Regions from separate parts of the Homo sapiens genome. Here region 1 is linked to region 2. A link is a loop called in an ENCODE intact Hi-C map of the cell type or tissue named here. Cell type or tissue: B cell. All regions are shown on one strand. Each heading gives the region's core, and the rest is flanking DNA. Links, peaks and the distances in the headings are about the cores only. Region 1 has its middle 29 kb from the start of LINC01736. Region 2 overlaps GALNT2 (polypeptide N-acetylgalactosaminyltransferase 2).

Region 1 (11,552 bases), core at 1,888-9,887, 190 kb before region 2:
AGAAAACCACCCAATGAAACATGCAGAGAAAAAAAAAACTGAAAGCAATGAACAAATTATCAGTGACATAGGAAAATTAGTATAACATACAAGTAATTCAAGTCCCATTCAGAGAGGAGTAGGAAGGAACGGAAAAAAATGCCAAAAAAATTTCAAATTGATGAGTTATAAGCCCACAGATTCAAGAAGAGCAAGAAAACTCAAGCAAGATAAACACAAAGAAAACCACACAGAGACACACCATAATCAAGTGGCTGAAAACCTGTGATAAAGGGAAAACGTTAAAACCAACCAGAGAAAAAAGATACATTATGTACTAAGCAATAAAGGTAAGAATGACTACAGACATTTTTGTCAAAAATTGTGCAAATCAGAAGACAATGAGAAAACATGTGTAGAGTGATTAAGGAAAATATTGTCAAATAGAATTCTCTTCTCAGAAAAAACTTGTAAAAGTGCAGGTGGAATCAAAATTTTTCAGATGATAAACAAAATCTGCACTATTTCTTTGCCAACAGACTCACTACAAGAAATGTAAAAGGGTCTGTTCAAATGTAAAAGGAAGTTCTTCAAGCTGAAAAAAATACTTATCAGCTTGAAGAAAATATTTATCCAAATATTATTGTGTTGGGATCAACACAAAAGAGAGTAGGAAGGATGCCTTAAAATCTGGACTGAGAAAACATTGGAAGGTGGTAAACATGTTCATTACTTTGATTATGATGATGGATATAATCATACTATGATTTTAGTTTAAAAAGTAAAAACCAGAATACAAAATACAAAATTAGCGAGGTGTGGTGGCACATGTCTGCAGTCCCAGTTACTCGGGAGACTAAAGCAGGAGAATCACCTGAAACTGGGACTTGGAGGTTGCAGTGAGCCAATATTGTGCCACTGCACTCCAGCCTGGGTGACAGAGTGAGACTCTGTCTCAAAAAGTAATAATAAGAAGAAGAAGACAAAACAACAAAACAACCAATTTAACAATGGGCGAAAGATAAATAGACATTTTACAAAAGAGGATGTACAGGTGGCAAATAAGCACATGAAAAATGTTCAACGTCATCAATCATCAGAGAAATGATAATTAAAACCACAATAATATATCACTACACACCCACTAAAATGGCTGAAATTTAAGAGACTAGACTTACCAAGTGTCAGTGATGATGTGAAGCAATTGGAATTCTTGTTCACTGCTGGTACAACTGTTTGGGAAAGAATTGTGCTGTTTCTTTGAAAGTCATACATACACTTACCATATGACCCAGCAATTCCAGTTAGGTGAAGGAAAACTTATATTCACATAAATACTTGCACATAAATGCTTATAGCAGTCTTATTCTTAGAGCCAAAAAATTGGAGACAATGTAAGTGTCTAGCAACAGGTAAATGGATTAAACAAATTGTCATCTATCCATAGTATGATATACTGTTCAGCATTAAAAAAGAAGAAACTGTTGATATATGCAACAACTTATGTGAATCTCAAAATATTATACTGAGCAAAAGTTAGAGCCAAAAGACTTTATACTGTATGTTTCCTTTTTTATGAAATTATTGAAAGCACAAAACTAATCTATAATGACAGAACACAGATTAGTGGCTTCCCGGGAACAGAGTTGTTAGTGGATTGCCTGTCAAGAGACATCTTGGGTAATGGAATTATGTAATATCTTGATTGTGATGGTGGTTACATCAATATACAAATTTATGAAAACTCATCAAACTTTGTCTGTAAAATGGGTGCATTTGATTGAATTTAAATTATACCTTAGGGAGGTTACAAAGAGATAAACTTGTTGTTTTTTTTTAAAAAAAAACCTCTCTATTGTCTGTTTAGTCAGATTTATGGAGGGAATGAAATTATATGTGTGTTTTCAATCTATCATCTTGACTAACAAGTTTTTGGTAATTTTTGAAGCATCCCTACAGGGCTTGGCTGCATGTCACGTACTCAAGAACTTACATAACAGCTAATATTTTTATACTACTTCATAATTTACAAGGAATTTCACACATATCATATCTCATTTTATCTTAAAAAAATACCTCAAGAGATCTGGCAATGATTTCTTGGATACGACACCAAACCAAAGGAAACAATAGTAAAAATAGATAAATTGGACTACACCAAATTAAAAACTTCTGTGCATCAAAGCACACAATCAATAGAATAAAAAGACAATCTATGGAATAGGAGAAAATATTTGCAAATCATATATCTGTTAAGGGGTTAATATCCAGAATATACAAAACACTCCCACAACACAACAACAACAGAAAAATAATCCAACTAAAAAACGAGCAAAGGACTTGAATTGACATTTCTCCAAATAAGTTACACAAATGGTTAATAAGCACACAAAAAGATGTTCAATATCACTAATAATTAGGACAATGTAAATCAAAGCCATAATGTTATCTCATACTCATTAGAATAGGTACTATTTTAAAAAATAATAAAAAATAACAAAAATTAGTGTTGGTAAGGATGTAGAGAAATTGGAACCCTTGTGTGCTGTTGGTGGGAATATAGATGGTGCATCCTCTTAAAACAATATGGCAGTTTCTTAAAAAACTAAAAATAGAATCGCCACATGATCCAGACATTCTACTTCTGGGTATGCACGCAAAAGAATTGAAAGCAGGGACTCAAAGAGATATTTGCACACTCATGCTCATAATAGCATCATTCACAATAACCCAAAGGCAAAAGCAACCCAAGTGTACATGGACAAATGAGTGAACAAACAAAAGGTGGATCGTCCATACAATCGAATATTATCTAACTTTCAAAAAGGAGGAAGTTCTCTCACAGGCCAACGTGGATGAAACTTCACTTACGTTAAGTGAAATAAGCCAGTCACAAAAGGGCAAATACTGTACGATTTCATTTAGGTGAGGTTCCTAGAGGAGTCCGATTTCTAGAGACGGAAAGAAGTGGTTGCCAGGGGCTGGGGCAGGGGAGAGATGGGGAGATGTTGCTGAATGGATACAGGGTTTCAGTTTGGGAAGATAAAAAGAATTTTGTGGATGGATGGTCGCATAACATTGAGAATGTCCTTAACACTACTGAATTGTGCACTTAAAAATGGTTAGGATGGTAAATTCTATGTTATGTGTATTTTACTACAATTTTAAAAGCACCACGAGAGGCAGATCTTTATCTCCACTGTACAAATGAAAAAAACTGTGGTTCGGAGAGGTTAAAGAACTTGCTGAACGTCCCATACCAAACTGGTAGTGGGGCCTGAATATGAACCGAGATCTTCTTACCATGAACTCTGTGTCATTTCCACTTCCTATCAAGTTGGCTTTTTTTAAAAAAAAAGATTGATTGATTGCAGAATGGCTGAGCTCTGGCATACCTTTCCCAGGCGTGCTAATCGCTAGCTTTGCCTTTCATTCTCTTCCTCCCACACTCTTCAAAACAGCCCCGAGTGAGCTCTCCGCACCCACTTGAAGAACATTCATGCAGTGATTCACTCTTCATCAACAACAAAGTGTCCTTCCAGGGGCCACAGACCACACTCAAAGCGTCTGGATTAGAGGTCCCCAAATCAGGAGGCTGAATCTAACGGTGGGTCTGGCCAGGCTAGTGGAGGAGAGGAGGCTCCCAGCCAGGGCAATTGCCCGTTTTCTCTGTCCCCTGAGTGCTACGTCTCGGTGGTTCTCTCTCCTTCCACGGATGTGTTGCAGGTGCCTTAGTAAAAGCCCTAAGGACTCGCCTCCTTGCCAGCGGGACTGTTCAGGTCCTGATTCAGAGCACCTCACCCTGTACCCCAGTGTCTAAATCCCACACTGACTTCCCGCCCTTCTGAGCAGTCCTGCCTGCTTCCCGGCGTCACCCTGGATCTTCCTGATTCTGTTCTGCAGCCCCCACACTGTGCAAGCGGAGGCCAATCCCAGGTGCCCAGGCCTTTCACCCACACCCAAATGCTGCCTAGGTCTGGCCCGCGCCAGTTCTTTCTTGTCTAGAGGGAAGAAGCCATCTCCTGGCTCCCGGCTGGCGTTCCAGGAACAGCACCGGCTTTCCCCGTCCTCCTCTCCTGGGTCTTTCTGCCAGCATTTCCCACCTTGAGGATCTGGGAAAACGACAAGACACTTTTGCTCATAAAATGCTGAGGCCCTTTCTCCAGAACCCAGACTCCCTTCCTGTGTCTTCAGTGACATCCACAAAATGCCCCTCCCTGCTCTGTGTCGGCCTAGGACACACACACACCAGACACACATATGTGCATGCACAGCCCCCCACATTACATCCATACCACACACAACACACGCATGACCCCCACACAAATATACAAATCACACACACACACACGCATACACACACGCATACACACACACCTCACACACATACAGCCACACCCCCTCCACACATAACTCATACATGCTAACTCCCCCCACACTGCACACATATACCACACACACATGCATACACACACCTCACAACCCCACATATGCATACACGCACACACCCCACCATGTACATACACACAGCCCACAAACATACACACACCCCATCCACATACATACATCCCACTCACATGTACATACACTCCACCCACATACACACAGGCACCTCATACACATACATACATATACTCCCCATGAGTACAGACATGTACCTCATGCATATACACACACATGCATGGACCCCCCCACACTACATATATACATGCATACACATGCCCCACACATATGCACAACCCACATACCTGCATATACATACACCCCACCCACATACATACACACCTCATACACACACATACATGCACACACTCTATGCACACATTATATATATGTACCCTGTGCATGCACCCCACATACTACCTGTGTGCGTGCATGCACACACCGCACACATCTACACACACCTACACACCCATACATACACAATTCACACACATATATACATACATACCACATACACATACATAATGCATACAACCCACACCCATACACATATACCACACATGTGAGCACACACATACCGTGCATGCATGCATACATGCACACAGCATGCTAAACACACACACTCACACACACACCCTCCTCTCACTTCATCACCTGCCTGCTAGTTCCAGAACTTGCCACAGCCTGGAAAGGCTGACAAGCACTTGTACGTCAGACTTCTCTCCCCTTCTATCAGTCCCTTTGAGACTTCCTAGCATGAGGGCTCAGGCCTAACAACTAGCTTGTATTTCAAAAACACACCAGTCTCCACAGGAGAAAGAACATGAAACATTTTTATTACCGCAGCACCTATTTGGTAGGGGCGTGACACAACTTACAGCCAGCACCCAGCACGGGCCCTTATCACACAGCCTCAGAAGCCATTGCTGAGACAGCGCTGCCTTTTCCAGGCCACATCCTCCACTCAGAATTTGAGGCCTGAATGATCATGCAAAGCTCCTTGAAGGAAGTCTGTTCCCTACCCAAAGGCCAGGGCCTGCAACCTACTGTGTCCTCAGACAGGAAATTGTTTTTCTGTCCCAATGAATAAATAACAAACTCAACCTTCCTCCGAGCAATCAAAATTGATTAACTTTGGAATTGCAGAGGGGGCTAGGATGGCAAGCCCTGAAATTGCCCAGTCCTCCTGCTCCAGGGCCAGCATCAAGGACTAGGAGCTTCCAGAGGGTGCTGCTGCTGCTGCGGTCTCCTGGGAAAGGCTCTCAGCCCCCACTTCCAGCAGGGGGCAGCTGTCCTGGCCCCACAAATCCTCCAGGTGACAATGCTACAAACTCCCCAAACTGCCCGCAGGGCCCCTCTGAGACTTCAAGCCTTGCCGGGGTGCCCTGGGCCTGTAGTCTTCCTCTCCTGTGCTCATGCAGTCCCCACACCTCTTAAGCTGTGTGTTTGTCACATTCCTAGTAGGCACCAACTCCTTCCTGGCAGTTCACACTAAGGAAGAAATCGCCATCCCACTGCATAGGGATTGGCTGGCCACCTCCTCAGTGCTCCCTCACTCCACGCTGCAGGAGGACATGGGTGCTTGGAAGCCTCTGTGTTTACTGAGTTTTGCCTTCCGGAGACCCCAGGAAGGCTGCACAGTCACAAATTCCTCCTCACGTCTTATCTCTGTCTCCCTAATTCCCAACCAAGGGCACAAGAATGTGTGCCCAATCAGGACCTAGCTGGCGCTGGCTATTCCAGAACTCCCCAGGCTGAACGCTACTAGTGCCCAGCACGCTACCAATCTCCCAGGGGCTGCAGAACCTGACTCAGGAAAGTCACCAGCTCCAAGCACAGCAATCTTTCCCGATGCTGTAGGCTTTCATAGTTTTTCTTGCTTGTCTTTTCAACAAGCAACATCAAGATCATTTAAAACACACATTTTTAATATTCCAGTGCCTTGCTACAACACACAGAGCAACAGTTCCAAAATAACTCAGCATCTGTAATCCATAATTTATCATCCAAATTTGTTGTGTTCAATTATTCATATCCTGCAACAGTGTGTCCCCAAAGAAGCAAACAAATTCAAAAGAAATCTCAAAAAATGCAGAAGATGAAAAAATAAACCAAGTGTTGCAAGGAAGGTATCAGGATGGGGTGGGGAAGGGCTGCGGGAAATGCAGGCGTGATTGGAAGGAATTTCACAGAAGACTTTTCTTCAAGACCTGACAACACTGGTGTTTGTTGCCATATTCTCTTTATCGGGAGAGGAGTAGTGGTGGTCATACACCATTTTTTATTCCTAGCACAGATATCACCAATGTTTCTTCCAACCATTTTGGGGGAAGAGAATTCAGTCCACATTTCTACAAACATATATTTGTTTGTTTGTTTGTTTGTTTGTTTTAGAGTGGGGGTCTTGCTACTTTGCCCATGCTGGTCTTGAACTCCTGGCCTCAAGCGATTCTCCTACCTTTTGGCCTCCCAAAGAGCTGGGATTACAGGTGTGAGTCACCACACCCAGACTCTACAAATATCTATTAATCATCTATGATGTGCTAGGCACTGTGCTTGGCACACACACACACACAAAAGGTGAATAAGACACAGCTTTTGACCTTGAAGAACCTTCATTCTCACCGGGAAGGCAGAAAGGAAAGAAGTTCCACCCACAGGAGTCTGGTAAATGCTAGAAGAGAGTGACCTGAACTCAAGATGAGGGATCCATTGGTCCTGCCAGCAGGAGGGTGTCAGACAGCTTCACACACAGAGAGAGAACTTTTCATCAAGGCTTGAAGGTGAGAGTTTTTGGTTGGATAAAGTCAGGATGGATCATTGGGTAAGGGAGAAGGATAACCTAACAGAAACCCAGGGCAAAGAAATACAGAATTTCTGTTGGTTTCCACTTTAGATTACATAATCCATGTACTTGAATTGAACTAATTTCTTTTGCCAAGCTGTTATAGCCTAAGAACCAGACTGAACTACTTGAGTATTGGCTGTGTTCATTAAAGTGTTTTTATATTAAAAATATAGAGGCAACTTAATGTTAAACAACAGGGAAGAAATTAGTGAAGCAATCCATGCATTTAGTGGAAAATAAAATAGCATCAAAACTAACAGCATCTAAATTATTCATTTCATTCATTCAGCAAATCTTTGTTGAGCCCAAGGAGCACAGCATTGAGCAAACCAGCACAGTCGGGAGCTTGTACTCTACCAAAATAGAAAGCCAATAAACCACTAAGTACACTATACATTATCAGACAGTGATGGACAGATATGGTGGTCAGGGAAGTCTTTGGAGAGGCAACATTTCCGCATAGACCCGAACACAGCATATTCAGTGCAGACAGCACAGTAGGTGCAAAGGCCCTGTGGCTGGAATGTGCCTAAAAGGACCATAGCAAAGCAAGGGGGGCTGGGAAGAAGAAAGTTCAGGCTGATAGGCAGGGACCGGAGGACCTTGAAAGGAATTTGATTCATTCTGAGTGCCAAAAGAAACTTGAGTTTAAAGAAACTCAAGAATATGACATTCTCTTAGGTTTTTAAAAGATCATTCTAGATACCATGAGGAGACTTTACTGTAGGGGACAAGCGTAGAAAACAGGGGACTAGTGAAGAGGCTGACTCTGTGGTCTAGATGAGAGCTAATGGTGACTGGACCAGGAAGGAGATGTGAAGGTGGTAAGACATGATCAGATTCAATATGTAATTTAAAGGTACAGCTGTAATTTTTGCTGCTGGTGTGAATGTGGGGTGTGAGGGAAAGAGAGGGGTCAAAGTGACTCACGGGATCTGGGCCTGAACATTTGGGTGAACGATGGTGCCATTTACTAAAAAGGAAACAACGGGGGCAGATCCGATTCTGGCATGAAATTAAGAACTTTGTTTTAAATGTGTTAAGTTTGAGCCATTTATTAGTCATCCACGTGGAGATGTTGAGGTGGCCTTTGTGTATAGGAATCAGAGCGTCTGGAGAGAAGTCAGGGCTGGAGATAGAAATTTCTAAGTGGCCAATTTATAGATGGTATTTAAAGCCCTGTGAATAATTGAGATGACCTAGGAACTGAAAGTATTTGAGAACTGAGATTTGGACACGTCCCATATGTGCAGGAAACAAAGAACAGGAATATTCCACCAGTTGTCTGTCCTCTTTCGAGATTTCCTAAAAGTATCATCCAACAACTCAGTAAGTTCCACTTTCAGCTCATATGGGGCCACACTTAGCTGCAAGGGAGGCTGGGCAATGAAGTCTTGTACCTGATAAAATCAAGAAAGAAGGAGGCTAGATATTGTGCAGGTACCTAACATTGTCTCCCCTTCACCAACAGGACTCTGCCCACCCCCTGTTCAGACCCATTCTCCAGCCCCAAGCAGGGATTCCACACTGTAGGAGGAGAGATTGATGACCCAGAGGGCAAGAAAAGAAAGTGTTTCAGAAGACTCTCAAAATGCTCTGCCCTGAAAACGAGGGGTTATGATGGAATAGATTCAGTGCCTGGCTCATTGTGGGATATCAACAAAGAGCTGAAGAAGGAAGGAAAGAAGAAAGAAAGGGGAACAGACAAGAGATAGGGACACAGGGAAAGAGGAACTCAGCAACAATATAATTTTCCCAAATTTATCAGCAAAAGAGCACCTGGAGTTTGGAGTCTGGAGATTATCGTTCACCTACCACACGTAGGTTGCCCACTTAATCCACCTGAGCCTCTTTTTACGAATCCAAAGGCAGAATATTTCCAACACAGATTTGGTAATAAACTGGGTGCTCTGACATATGGTTAGCAGTATTGTGAATTGGTACATCTCACTGGAAAAGCAATTTATCAGTACAAATCAAGAGTATACAAAAATATGCACACTTTTGACTGAGTTCTGAGTTTCTGTTCTACAAAATAATTCCCATATATTAAAAAAAAAAACACTTGTACAAATATTAAAATAGCCTGAGTCCCTGATGACATTGTGGTCTCTGAACTGTTTTATATGGGAGAATAAAGCATTAGTTGTTTAACTACTGTAGTCTGGTCTCTATTACTAGTGTCTGGACACAATTCCTAACTGATACCAAGCAGGGGAGAGTCTGATTGATTGGGGCTGACCTGGAAGTCAGGTTACTTCTGGTGGTGACAGAGGGAAGTAGGAAAATAGCATGCAATAAACACTGAAATTAGTCCTGCTGATCTTTTAGGGGGAAGCGGATGATCCATTCTAATTTTGGTTTCAAGTGTGTGATTGATATAGATGCAGTATATATAGATACATATAGATGCCAGAGAATGACTATCTTTCCTGGAATATAAGGTGCTTTTAAATGCTACAGCAAACGCTAGTAAGAACTCTTTGGTGTAATACTGTAAACAAAAAAAGCAGGCCAATGTATATAGTATTCATTCTGATTATAGCTCTGCAAAGATGTGATTTTTTAACTTTTGAGACTTTTACTATGTTTTTATTAAGCTATAATTTATGTGAGGAGAAATTTGCTTGTTTTAGAGTACAGTTCTGTAGGTTTTGTGACAAATGCCTGTAGTCATGTAACCATTACATGTATAATCAAGACATAGCATTGTTCCCTCACCCCATAAGATACCGTCATATCCCACTGTGATCAGTTCTCTGCCCCATCCCAACCCCAGGCAACCAATGATCTGTTTCTTCCCCTGTAGTTTTTCTTTTTCCAGAACATCAGAACATCCTGTAAATGGAATCACACAGTATATAGTCTTTTGAGTCTGGCTTTCCTCATTTAGCATAATGTGTTGAGATTCACCCACATTCTCCAATGTATCAATAGTTTGTTCTTTTTATTGCTGTGTGGTATTCCATTGTATAAATGGACTGCAGTTTGTTCATCCATTGAGGAACATTTCTGTTGTTTCTAGTTTTGAAAATGAATAAACAATAAACATTTAGTGTAGGTTTTTACATTTGGTAAATGTAGGTTTAATTTTAAAAGAAACTGCCAAAAACTTTTCCAAAGTGGCTGTATCATTATCCACTCCCACCAGCAGTGAATGGGAGTTCCAGTTGCTCCAAATCCTCTCCAACACTTAATATTGTCTTGTTGTTGGTTGTGTTAACCATTCTAAAAGCTGTGTGGTGGTATCTCAATGAGTTTTAATTTGCATTTCCTTAATGACTAACAATGTTGAGCATCTTGTCATGCTGGTACCAGCTTTACTCAAATACCAAACCAGACAAAGACATTATAACAATGGAAAACTGCAAAGCAATATCTCTCATGAAAATAGATGCAAAAGTCTTCAAAAAAAATTAGCAAATCAAATGCAACAATACATGAAAAGAATTATACACCACAACCAAATGGGATTTATTCCAGGCCTGGTTAAACATTTGAAAATCAATATAATCTATTCAATGCAGTATAATTCATATAACAACAAGCCAAAGAAAAAAATCATATGATCACATCAATAGTTGCAGAAAAAGCATTTGACAAAATCCAACACCTATTCATGATTTTTAAAAAAACCAAAAACGTCTCAGCAAACTAAGATTAAAGAGGAAACTTCCTCAACTTGATAAATAATATTTACAAAAAATCCATAGCTGACATCATACTTAATGGTGGGAAACTAAATGCTCTCCCACTAACATTAGGAACTAGGCAAGAATGTTCATTCACTCTTCCCACTCCTATTCAACAATATACTGGAAGTCTTAGCTAATGCAATAAAACAAGAAAATAAAATGTATACTGGTTGTGAAAAAAGAAAATTACTTATGTTTATAAATAACATAATTGTCTATGTAGAAAATCCCAAAGAACCAACAAGAAAACCTCCTGAAACTAGTAAGTAGTTATAACAATGTTCCAGACACAAGATTAATATACAAAAGTCTATTGCTTTCTTATGTACCAGCGATGAACAATTAGAATTTGAAATTAAAAGCACAATGCCATTTACATTAGCATAAAAAATGAAATAGGTATAAATGTAACAAAATATTACAAGATCTATATGAGGAAAAGTATAAAACACCAATGAAAGAAACCCAAGAAGATGTAACTAAATGGAGAGATATTCTATGTGTGTGGATAAGAAGACTCAATATTATCAAGATATCAGTTCTTCTCAATTTGATCTATAGATTCAATGCAATCCTAGTCAAAAATC
Region 2 (11,552 bases), core at 2,310-10,309:
CTGGTCCAAGGTGGCCTCACGTGTCCTATAGTATTTGCTAGCTATTGTCTGGGGCTCCTCAACTCTCCACATGCCCCAGTAGCATAGACCAGCTTCCTTACACCATGGTGGTCTCAGGGCAGCATTCTAAGAGGGCATGTCCAATGTGCAGGTGTGTATTAAGCCCCTCCTTGCCTCGTGGTTGCTGGCATCCAATTGGCCAAAGCAAATCACATGGCCTAGTCCAGAGGCCGACTCCAGCTGTCTGTGCAGACGTGGCAAAGAAATATGGCCACTTCCAATCCACTGCAGTCCAGTCCCCAAAATCCATTCTTTTCATGGCACATTTTGGAATCTAGCAGCTGAATTTCAGTCTCTCTTAAGATACTCATGACTTTATTTGGATGGTGAGCATATGGTTGGTTGGAGCACAGGCTTCAAAGTCCAGCCTGAATTGAGATTCTGACTTGCTCTCTGACCATTGTGCCTTTGGCGGGTGACTCACATCCATTTCTTCATCTGTGAAATGGATATGATGATACTTGCCTTCCTGAGATTGTTGTGAAGTTAATTGAGACTATACATGAAGTCTCTGGGCCATAACTGATCTCATTACACCTTAATTCTTGTTTCTATTACTTATTTTACTTCTGTCTCTGGGAAGTTCAGAGTTTAAAAATTCAACTTGACCACAGCATCTTTACTTGGTCATTTCTGCAACCACCATGTTCCATTTCTTTTGTGTTTCTATTTAGATCTTTTGTTTTAAGCTACCCAATCCTTTTTGGAATAATATGGGGTATTATTAAAGTAAGACTAACCAGCAAAATTCTGTAAAAATTAAAAAAAAAATCTTGGCGCTTCCAGTTCATTGGTTTTGCTGGTAAGATTCAGGATTATAGTACTGTTGAACAAGCTTGTATAGACGTGAATGAGTTTCCACATTCTTATAGATTTGACTCAAGTGATCTTTGCAGATTTTCACAAGCACTGAAGACTAACCAGCCTTCCTTTAAGTCTCCCAGCACTTAATTCATCTGGTCCAACACATGCCGGGTTCTTCAGGGTGTTAGGATGAAGCTCCTGTATCTGATCACCTACCATATTCCACACATTTTCCATACACTCTTTCTCATCCTCTGAGAATTTAGCATTCCGGGTGATGCTACTAAGATGGATGAATAATTTATAAAGTTTTAGAATTCTAAATATAGTTCTTTCTAGTTTCCCTTAGGGTTCAGAAAACAATATCCCAAAATGAAGGCCTCAGAAGCAAAAGTTTTTCACTTTCTCCTGCCCTCCAGCTGCCAGTCTCCTTCTCCCCAAGGCTGCCCTTAGAAGCTAGATTCCCTCCATAGAAGCTAGAATCCCTCTTCCCTAAAACAGGTCCTAGGAACCAGAACTTGCTTTCCCCAAAGCCAGCCATCAACCCTGAAAATGCAGCTCTAACTTTCCCTCTGCCTTGCTATGTAAATACTGTTTATAAAAACAGTATGTGACTTAACTGTTTGACTGTAGGTCATAAGACCCACCCCTCCACTCCATTCCAGAGAGGGTCTTGCCCCAACCCAGAATGAAGGAATGCTGCTCAGAGAGGCTGAGAAGAATCTAGATGGACAGGCCTTGCTGGGCTTCCCCACTCGGTCTGTTGGCATTGGAACCTACCATTTTTGTCCAGTCACATTTCCACATGACTGTCCATACTGTGTTGAACTTAAGCATGAGAATGGACAATTTCCCCTGTAACTTTGGGTCTTCATTCTGATGGCTCCTGTGTGTACACATTAAATCAATGTGTATGCCTTTTCTCTAATTAATCTGACTTTTTCGAGTTGAGTTTTCAGTGAACCTTCAGAGGGTGATGGGGAAAGTTCTCCTTGACCCCTGCATTTCTAAGTCAGTGGACACGTGAATCTTTGGCTTACAGAAAGATAAGAATCAGCTAAACATGTTCTTTGAAACTCCGCATTAAAACAACAACAACAACAACAACAACAAACTTTTGTCAAAGGAATTGTTAAATCCCCCAACCTTCATGTGCAGTGAGGTGAGATCCAGGCCCCACTTGGAACAAGTTCCATGGAGTGCGCACATCTTGTGGGCCACTGGCCACTCCTGAATTCCATGGACTCCGTGGGGCTGAGGTGCAGTGGAAAGATGAGCAGTGACTGTTCCCAGTGCTGTTGCTCATCAGAGAGCATGGGATGAGGTCACTCCGGCGATCTCTCATGCTTTAGCGTTTCCAGCTGTATGAGGGAGGTGTGGTGTAACTTCTCAGGCGGTTGTGTGGCTCTGGGCTCAGTTTTTGTTGAGAGCCTTCTGTGTGTCAGACACTGCTAGCATCATCATGTATGTCCTTTTATTTAATTCCTCCACATCACAGTGGATAGAAAACATGGTTCCTATTGCTACGAGCTCCAGAGCAGGAATTTGAATTTGCCTTCGAAGCCCGAGCTGCTCACAGCAGCTCACTGTCTTTTCAGCTTTCCCATCAGGATCAAATGAGACGAAGTGTGTGGAAAGGAGAAGCAACCTTTAAAAGTAGATCTTGGTAAAATTACTGTTTTCTGAAGTTGGACCAGGGAAGCTAAGAGGAAAGAGGGACAGTCCCCACTGACTGTCTTGGCTGCTGTGGGCCAGGCCTGTGCCAGTCACTTGGTGTCAGTGAGCTTATTGGATTTAGCTTTCCCAACCACATGGACACGGGGTCAGTCTGTCTGTCCCAGAACTGGCCGGGGGTGGTGGATGGAGCCTGGACTCTGGGCCAGTCACAGCCTGATGTGACACTGGATACACTGCCTGTTAGCTGTGTGCTCTTGACTTTGTTTTTTTTGGGAGGGTCTCAGTTTTGTCATCTTTTTTTTAATAAAAGGGGTATTAAATACCATACCTCAAAGATACTGTGAAGAACACATACGTAACTGCAATCGCACACGTGTAGCTCCTCTACAATGCCTGGCACTTGGAAAATCCCTGGTAAATGCCAGTTCTGTGAGGGTGGCATCACTGTTGCTGTTATTTCCATGTTCTGGGTTGGGGGCAGAAGGGCCGTCGGGCCCATGGGGAAGTACCCAGTAGAGGCCGGTGCTTTGCTTTCTCTCCTTGTGTGTGTGATTGCCCGTACATGCACTGTCAGCACCCGAGTTCCCTGTACACATTTACTGCTAACAGCGGTGATAAGCGCACAAGATCACTTTGGTGTTTGACCCGTTTCTTGGAGAAAGCAAAGATTCAGTAGGGAAAGTGATGTACATAGAGGAGATGAGCCTCTCAGCAGGCTTGGCGGACTGCATCCGATCATGTGATCTCTTTCTTGCCCAGGACAGCACGGTCTCTGGGCCCTTTTTCTTTTTTTTTTTTTTAGACGGAGTCACTCTGTCGCCCAGGCTGGAGTCCAGTGGTGCGATCTCGGCTCACTGTAACCTCTGCCTCCCAGGTTCAAGCGATTCTTCTCCCTCAGCCTCCTGAGTAGCTGGGACTACAGGCGCCCGCCACCACGCCTGGCTAATTTTTTGTAGTTTTAGTAGAGAGGTTTCACCATGCTAGCCAGGATGGTCTCGATCTCCTGACCTTGTGATCCACCTGCCTAGGCCTACCAAAGTGCTGGGATTACAGGTGTGAGCCAGCACGCCTGGCCTCTCAGCCCTCTTTCTAATTCCAAGGGAGAAGGGAGGCTACCTGAGATTCTACAGTAGTGCCTGGACCCCAAACCTTAAAAGCAGAGGTCAGCTCACACCTGTTTCTAGAAACAGCTTTTGTGTCCCCTGCCCCATAGGTTCCTGTAGTGGCTTTGGGCAGCATTTGGAACCACTGGCCAGATAAGATCCCTTAATGATGTGAAATACTGCATAAGGTCGAAGTTCCAACTTTAACATATCTGGGCTAAATTTTTAAAACTATTCAACAATTCATGAAGATAATTAAAGAACATGTGAAAGTCTGAGAAGGAGAGCCAACACTCATCATTCTCCACTCTTAACACAATCATTTTTATTCCAGTGCCTTTCATTCCAGGCTAATCCATATGGATACAGATTTTTATATAGTTGTTTCATTGTGTACATAAAACTTTGTCTCCTGCTTTTTCATTTAACGTAAGCATTTTGCATGTGGCTCTGTGATCTTTATAATTTTAATGGGCGCATAGTATTCTTTGAAGGGGCTGTTAACAGAAATTAACGTTGTATTGGTGAATGTTCTAAGTTTCTTCTGTTTTTTCTCTTATAAATAATGCTGCAGTATTTGTGCATAAGATTTATTCCTTATTTTAGGTTAGTTCACTGGGATAAATTTACAGAAGTGAGATTTCTTGGCTTAAAGATTTTCAGTCGCTTTCTAGTTCTTGATGTTGGATGCCAAGCCAAGTTGCTTTCCGATAAGGTTTAATTTACACTGTGTCCTTTTGCTTTTAAAATAAGGTAGTGAGACATCTGCAGCCTGGTTGTGATGCCAAGTATTGAGATAGTATGGAGAATGTCCCAGCTGTTGAAGGCAGAGAATGGACTTACAAATAAGTGGCGCCAGAGGTAGGGGATCTCACAGCTTGTCCCTGGGTGGCACTGGTCAACCTGTCCCAGGGCAGCACTCGAGAGGGAGGGAGGCCCTCGGAGTAGCCAGAGCCCCTGGAGAGGGCTGATAGATGCCCCACAGGGCTGGAGGTTTCTGTATGGAGTCCTGCTGTAGGTCACTCATATTAGGCATGATGTGAATGTGCTCCACTCAGCTACTGTGATCTGATTGAAATAACCTTTTAAGAAAAGAGCTTGCAACTGTGGAAAGACCACTGTTTTGGATCAGGTTGACATGGAGTCTGGGCTTTGATGGGACTGTATGAACCGCCTTAACCCCTGTGTTTACCTGTCTTTAAAGTGGTCTAATAAGCCATGACAGTGTCCTCTGCACAAATCCTTTGTGAAAGAACAATTTGTAATTAATAAAAAAAAAAGACCTTTTGAAAAAAATAGATTAAGACAATCCTTATAGGGTTTTGGGGTAATAGTCACACAGCTAATAGCTGCTGAACCTTGAGCAAAGAAAATGTTAATGAGAAAATGTACATTTTAAATGAATAAAAAGAAACATACAGTCCCTATGTATTTCTTGTTTGTTAGGAACTTTTTCAGGCACTCCTCCCCGCAGCGTCACTCATGAGTTTCTTTTTCTTGGGTGCAGATAGCACACATTTTGCATGGTGTGCCTCACACGGTGTTTCTCATCTCTAGCTACTTTCACCATCTTTCTAAATATCCCACGTGGGTCATATCATTTTACCAACTTTGAAAGGATTTGTCAGGCCTTTTTCAAATGCCTGCTTTATCAGTCCTGAGGCTGCACAGCCTTGGCCTTGCCATGGAGAGATGGCAGCAGGACAGTGGACTCCGGGGATTCAGTGAGCACGCGGACATGTCTTGTCTCTGCCTTCTTGCTGTGACCAGTGGGTGTGATGTGCTGGTCTCTGCCATCTGCTGTCTCCCAGGGCAGCTTGGGAAAGCCTCTCCTTTCCCCCAACTTCCTTGCTTTCTTCCCTTTTCCCAAAATCCAGATCTAATTCTAATGGTACCCAAAGAGAAGTCAACTGAAGTTTGAGGTTTCTCCCTTTGAAGATAAGGGGTAATTGCTGTACAGAGAACCTCAGAATGGGGGAGAATTGCTGTAGTGGGGGAGTCATGAGGAGTAAAAGAGAGAACATGCTAGTGCTAGGCCTGGGGTGGATGTTGAATAAACATTAGTCCCTCTCACTCACACTTGGGTTGGCTGTACCTGGGCTGTACTGCCAAGAATTTCCAACTCTGTAATGATTTGTGATGAGATAAGTCAGGGGAGAAGCTTAATTACAAATTTTCCATTTCGTTTGTAACCCTCAGCCCTCTTGGGGCTCTTTGCATATCATTCTGAGACTCTTTTTTTTTTTTCTTGGAGATGCTCTTCAAAACAGAGTCAAGTGTTTTATTTTTTTGGTGGTGGGGGGTGACAGAGGGTCTCTTACTCTGTTGCCCAGGCTGGAGTGCGATGATGCGATCCTGGCTCACTGCAGCCTCAAACTCCTGGGCTCAGGTGATTCTCCTGCCTCAGCCTCCCAAGTAGCTGGGACTACAGCTGTGCATCCCCACACCTGGCTAATTTTTAAAATTTTTTGTAGAAGCAGGGTCTCACCACGTTGCCCAGGCTGGTCTTGAGCTCCTGGGCTCAAGTTGTCCTCCCACCTTGGCCTCCCAAAGTGCTAGGATTACAGTCGTGAGCCACCACTCCCAGCATGGAGCCAGTTCTGACTCAGTGGTTACAGAGCAGGCCTAGGAAGGAACCAGTTGTATGGAAGTTAGGCCCTCATGGGAAGGATTTAACCAGGTGGTCATGGGAGATGGTGGCACCTACTGGTGACAAGGAGCATTGCACTTTAGTTCTGTGAGACCTGCTTGTGGGCTGAGGTGAAGTGGGGAGGAAAGCAGCCTTGCGGGGATATTGACATGGAGGTCAGGGAACTGCCGAGCGTGGAGGAGCGCCGTGGTGATGGGAGGAAGGGGCGGTGGAGCAGCACGGGTGTGAAATGTGCAGGGCTGCAGCCTGGCCGGCTGACGAGGCTGCCTCCTGCTGGCCTCCCTGCGGCTGCTCCACTGTGGCCCTTGGGCCCCGCTCATCACCAAGTGCTGCCTGAGGGCTTCACCTCTCTCCTCCCACCTTTTTTTCTTACCTATTGGCAATGATTATTTTTAAATTTTTAAAATGCAATTGATTTTTACATAAATCACATGGGAAATAATTTTCTAAAATACCCCCCCCTTTTTTTTGTAAAGAGACATTTTCTAGTCCAGTGTGCAGAAATTCTTCATTTTTCTAAAGTAAAAGAACCTGCTTCAGCTGTGGTTGGGAAACCCAGAACAAGAAGTGAGCTGCAGTTGAGAGAGGGCTTTGTGTGCCACCCCCTGACTGGGGAGGCGGTGGACTCGGAGCAAGTGTTAGAAAATGGAGCCATAAAAGACTCCTTAAAGTGTCGGGCGCTCAGCTAACTTAGGGCTAGAATTATATATCATCTCTTAAAGGACCTGCTGTTCTTGCCTTCAGGAATGGGAAGTTATCACCAGGAGCTAAGAGCTGACCTGCTTCATAAACTCTTACTTAGACCTAGGAATGAGGAAAAGCTGCATGCGAGTGGCATCCCTTGTGCTCGCTTTCTCTGGGCTAAAACGTTTAGGATGGTCTGGCAGCTCTTGAAGAGAGGATGGTGGCGTGGAATAGATTCCTCTGAGGCCTTGCCCCTCCTGTCCCCGGAGCTGAGCTGATTATTCTCATTGGAAGATTGGCTTTCGAGCATTTATCAAGAGATTTGTACCTGAGTTTTCTTGAACGAAGAGGGAGGCAAGAGGGCTTAAAATTTCCATTAAAAATGAACAGGCACCCAGGAAATACATGATTGACGGATGTTGGCCCAGGAGTTTTCAGTGTAGTTGCTTTCCCTTTAGGTAAATAGGATTATGCGCACATTTTTGTAATTTTTTACAATTTTATTTTTTTCTAGAACAGTTTTAGACTTACAGAAACATGGGGAACATTGTGCAGAAAGTTCCTATATATATCATACCAAGTTTCCCTGTTATTAAAATCTTACATCAGTATGATTCATTTATTGTAAAGAACCAGTATTGATATGTTATTAACTAAAGTTCTCTCTTTATTCAGATTTTTTACAACATCCCCTTGTGTTCTTTTTCTGTTTTAATATGTTATCCAGAATACCACATTCCAGTTAGTGATTATGTCTTCTTACTGTGACATTTTTTTAGACTTTCCTTTTTTGTTATGACCTTGACGGTTTTGAGGAGGCTTGGTCAGGGATTTTTTAGAATATTCCTCGTCTGGGGTTTGTTTGATGTTTTTTCTCATGATTAGATGAGAGTTATGGGTTTGGGAGAGGAAGACCACAGAAGTAAAATATGCATAAATTTGTAAACAAGTTGTTGAATGAGTTAATTATGGAGAGAAAGGGAAGTTTAGTACCCCTGAATAGTAACTGGAAGAGGAGTAAAGGCTGGACCCCCAGATTGGAAGAAGGCAAGTTTAATGTTCTTAATGATGGGACTTAATGTCTAACTTGTGTCATGCCTTATAGTTCAAAGGGGATGGGATAGAGTGGTTCTTACATTTTCATGTTATATCTTGGGAAACTGAGGCTCAGAGAAGCAGCCTGAGTTGCCTAAGGTCATAGAGATAGACCAGGATTTACTGGATATGCCAGTGCATTTGCAAACTATTCCTAGTTGCATTTTCTATGCCCAGAGGTTCTAGACTCAACTGGCTGGGTCACCGATGGCCATTTCATCTGTGCGTAGCTATAGGGATTTAAATAGGAGGATTTTTGTTAAATGAAGACAATTGACCGACTGTGCGTGGAATCAATGTGCAGGATGATTCACCAGGCTTTCTGCCTGTTAGAGAAGTTAAATGGTTGAGAATTAATAATTATGCGATTGTAGTTCACGACTTCAGCACAAGTCATTGTTACAGTTCTCAAATGTTGAGCAGCCCCACGTTATTCCCCACCAGTGTGTTTTTCTCTGAGGTTACACAGTAAAATAAGTGAAGTGCTGACCTTTATCATAACATATTTTTTATTTGTGAGCAAGTGGAGTATGTATAAAGCAGTTTGTGACTTTGAATCCAAAATAGAAATTTGCCCTCCTCTCATTTTCGCAGCATTGAGTTTCATAAACTAAGTTGGAGCAGTGAAAGTGAAACTGGAAATGCATGGATGAAGCCAGTGGTTCTGAACACTGAGAACTGCCTGGGAGCTTCTAGAAAAACCCCCAAGGCTGGGTCCCATTCCCTAAAGTTGTAATTATATTGGCCAGGGCAGGAACAGGCCTTGGGAAATCCAAAACTTGGCCTTTCTGTCTTGTTCCTCACTCTGTACTCTACCCAGGTCTTCATTCTTAAACCTTTCATATCTTTTGATTCTTGCCTAAGTAGAGGTTTTGGGAGCTGTTGGGCTGGAGCTTTCAAAGCTTGCAGTAGGCTGATCTTACTTCTCTACCTATATTTTACCTGTTCTCCCTAGGTGATGAAACTAGGAGGGCCCATGGCTACTTCTGCTACATGGGGCACAAAACATGCTTCAGAAATATTTGAGAGACTGAATGAAGCCTGTCTCTGGTCTCTAGGGTATATTACGTTCCCTTTCTATTCTAATGATGAGTAGGAGGAAAGATACCACTCTTTCTTGTAAACCAAACTGTTCTTGCTTTCAATGGGGATTTTTATTAAGAAGCAAAAACTGATCTCTTTTATAAATGCATAGATACCAGTGTTTTACACAGTACAGGCTTCTGGTTTTAAGAGAACTTTTGCCATGGTTCAGAGTGATCTTACTAGCCTAGTATATTGGTTTGTTTTACATTGCTATAAAGGAATACCTGAGACTGGGTAATTTAGAAAGAAAAAAGGTTTATTTGGCTCACGGTTCTGTAGGCTGTACAAGAAACATGGCAACAGAATCTGCTTCTGGTGAGGACTTCAGGAAACTTTTCATCATGGTAGAAGGTGAAGGGGAGCAGGTGTGTCACATGGCAAGAGAGTGAGCAAGAGAGAGAGGGGAGGAGGTGCCAGGTTCTTTTAAACAATCAAATCTGTGTGAACTCTTTCCTTTACCATGGGGAGAGCACAAAGCCATGCATGAGGGATCCACCCCCATGACGCAAACACCCCCACCAGGCCTCACCTCCAACATTGGGGATCACATTTCAACATCAGATTTGGAGGAGACAGCTATCCAGATGAAATCACCTAGTTAACTCTGGTGTTCTTTTTTCAGGACCCTTTCCCAGTGAGTTAAAATTAAATTTGTGAGTTTATTAATAGGTCACACAGCCTATTTGGAAAGTAAGTTTTTTTGCCTTCTTGTGAGAAGACCTGAAGATTATTCCTCTACACTACCCTGGTGGAACGCCAACCTTGAAGAATTAGAAATAAGTCCTTCTGCTTCTCCCATGGGTCACTTTATAGGGAAAATGCTTGATCAGGGGAGGTCTTGGTCTTTAGCGGGAAACTAAGTCTACTCTGTAAAAATTTGCTTTCGAGTGAACAGTATTTTAGTTAGTTTGTAATGTCTTAGCTTTGCAGCTTAGCTTAGTCTTACCTTTTGAGAAATGGGCTGTGAAATATAAATTATTACATCATTTAAAAATTTCTGGCAACCTGTTTTTTTCCCCAAAACTTGAGGGTTGCTGTGTGGATTGGCTGTAGTGGTAATTACTGAAAAGTCATCAAATAACAGTGAAAACTAGACAACTGATTAGAAGGGAATCAAGTAGTCATTCAGATGGTATTTTCGGTAATTTAATCTGCCTCTGACCATATGTTCTAGTCAGCTGAAATAATTTAACAGTGACAACATATATTTCAGCAAGCAGAGATTAAAAACAGCCCATTTATTTTCTGTTTTCTCCCGCAGTAATATTTTTATGTCTCCGTTAACAAATATGATGTTCGCCATTTAAATTATATGGAAGCAGCTTTGGATGATTTAGCAATATACATAACATTTATTCTTTGTTATTATCTAGTTTTATGTATGTAAGCATGTTTATTTTAGTGGTGTTTCATAATTCAAAAATGTTACCAGAGGTGGTAATTGTATTTATATTGGACATGGGTAAGACATCAGCGTGAGATGAAGCCACATTTTTGCTGCTTTTGTGACTCAATTCTTGGGCTTCCAACACCTCACAGCCCCTGCCCCCCACCCCTGTCCCACACAAATGACTGGCTGGGTGCAGCAGTCTCTGCCACTAGCAAGCCTTATGGCATTGATAAATGTAGTGGTTTTAGAATATTCTAAATATTAACCAATTTTTTTTATTATCCTCCTCTCAAAACTGGAGGCTAGTCTCAGCTCCACCAAACCCGATTTCACGTGAGCTGGACATGGTGACATGGTTCATTATTTCTTATGAACAGACTGTGACAGGGCAACAGTGAGTGATTTCCAAGACTAGGCCATAAAAGGCATCACCGTGTTTCCCTTGCTCTTGTATGTGCCCTCTTCCTCATATTCACTGGGGAAGCCAGCCGCCTCTTGGGAGGACACTTAAGCAGCCCTACTGGATGGGCCCCAGTGAGGAACTGGGGCCTCCTGGCCACGTGAGTTACCCATCTTGGAAGCAGACCCCAGCCCTAGGCAAACCTTCAGAGAACAGCAGCCCTGGCCGAAATCTTTGCAGCCCCATTAGAAATCGTGGGCCAGAACCATTCAGATTCCTGACCCTCAGACACTGTGTGAGGTAATAAACATTTATTGTTTTAAGCTACTGAGTTTTGCAGCAGTTGATAAGTCAGGTAGCCCTTCTGGATCCTTTTTGCCAATCCTCTGGGAAACGAATGGTTGGACTGCACAGTGCCCTGCACGCATAGATTCGATCAATAGTGCCTAAGGGGCTTGCTCATCTTCCAGCCACTGTACCTCCTCATCCCCACGGCGCCTTTCCTCCTCCACTCCCCTGACCACTTGCCTTTGGCAACTGAGCCAAGAACACTTCTTATTTTTTTCTTATTTGGATCAGAGACAGATTATACTGGGAATATTC

Evidence for each region. Peaks named below come from ENCODE experiments on the same cell type or tissue, not always from the same donor. Only the 100,000 strongest peaks of a DNase experiment are listed, where the experiment ranks them.
Region 1: it touches region 2 in a loop (27-fold over the local background); 5 of 110 quality-filtered maps call a loop at or near these places.

What each region holds. Positions count from the first base shown.
Region 1 is chr1:229,967,469-229,979,020 of GRCh38, forward strand. No RefSeq gene overlaps it. Among named protein-coding and RNA genes, the nearest start is that of LINC01736, 29 kb to the right of the region's middle. In B cell, for the core only: no CTCF peak of the experiment used is centred there; a DNase peak (open chromatin) is centred at 5,713; H3K27me3 peaks cover 883 bases.
Region 2 is chr1:230,161,214-230,172,765 of GRCh38, forward strand. All of the region lies in intron 1 of GALNT2 (polypeptide N-acetylgalactosaminyltransferase 2), which reads left to right. Among named protein-coding and RNA genes, the nearest start is that of GALNT2, 100 kb to the left of the region's middle. In B cell, for the core only: CTCF peaks have their summits at 6,355 (motif pointing left) and 6,554 (motif pointing left); DNase peaks (open chromatin) are centred at 6,348 and 8,708; H3K4me3 peaks cover 961 bases; H3K27ac peaks cover 1,676 bases.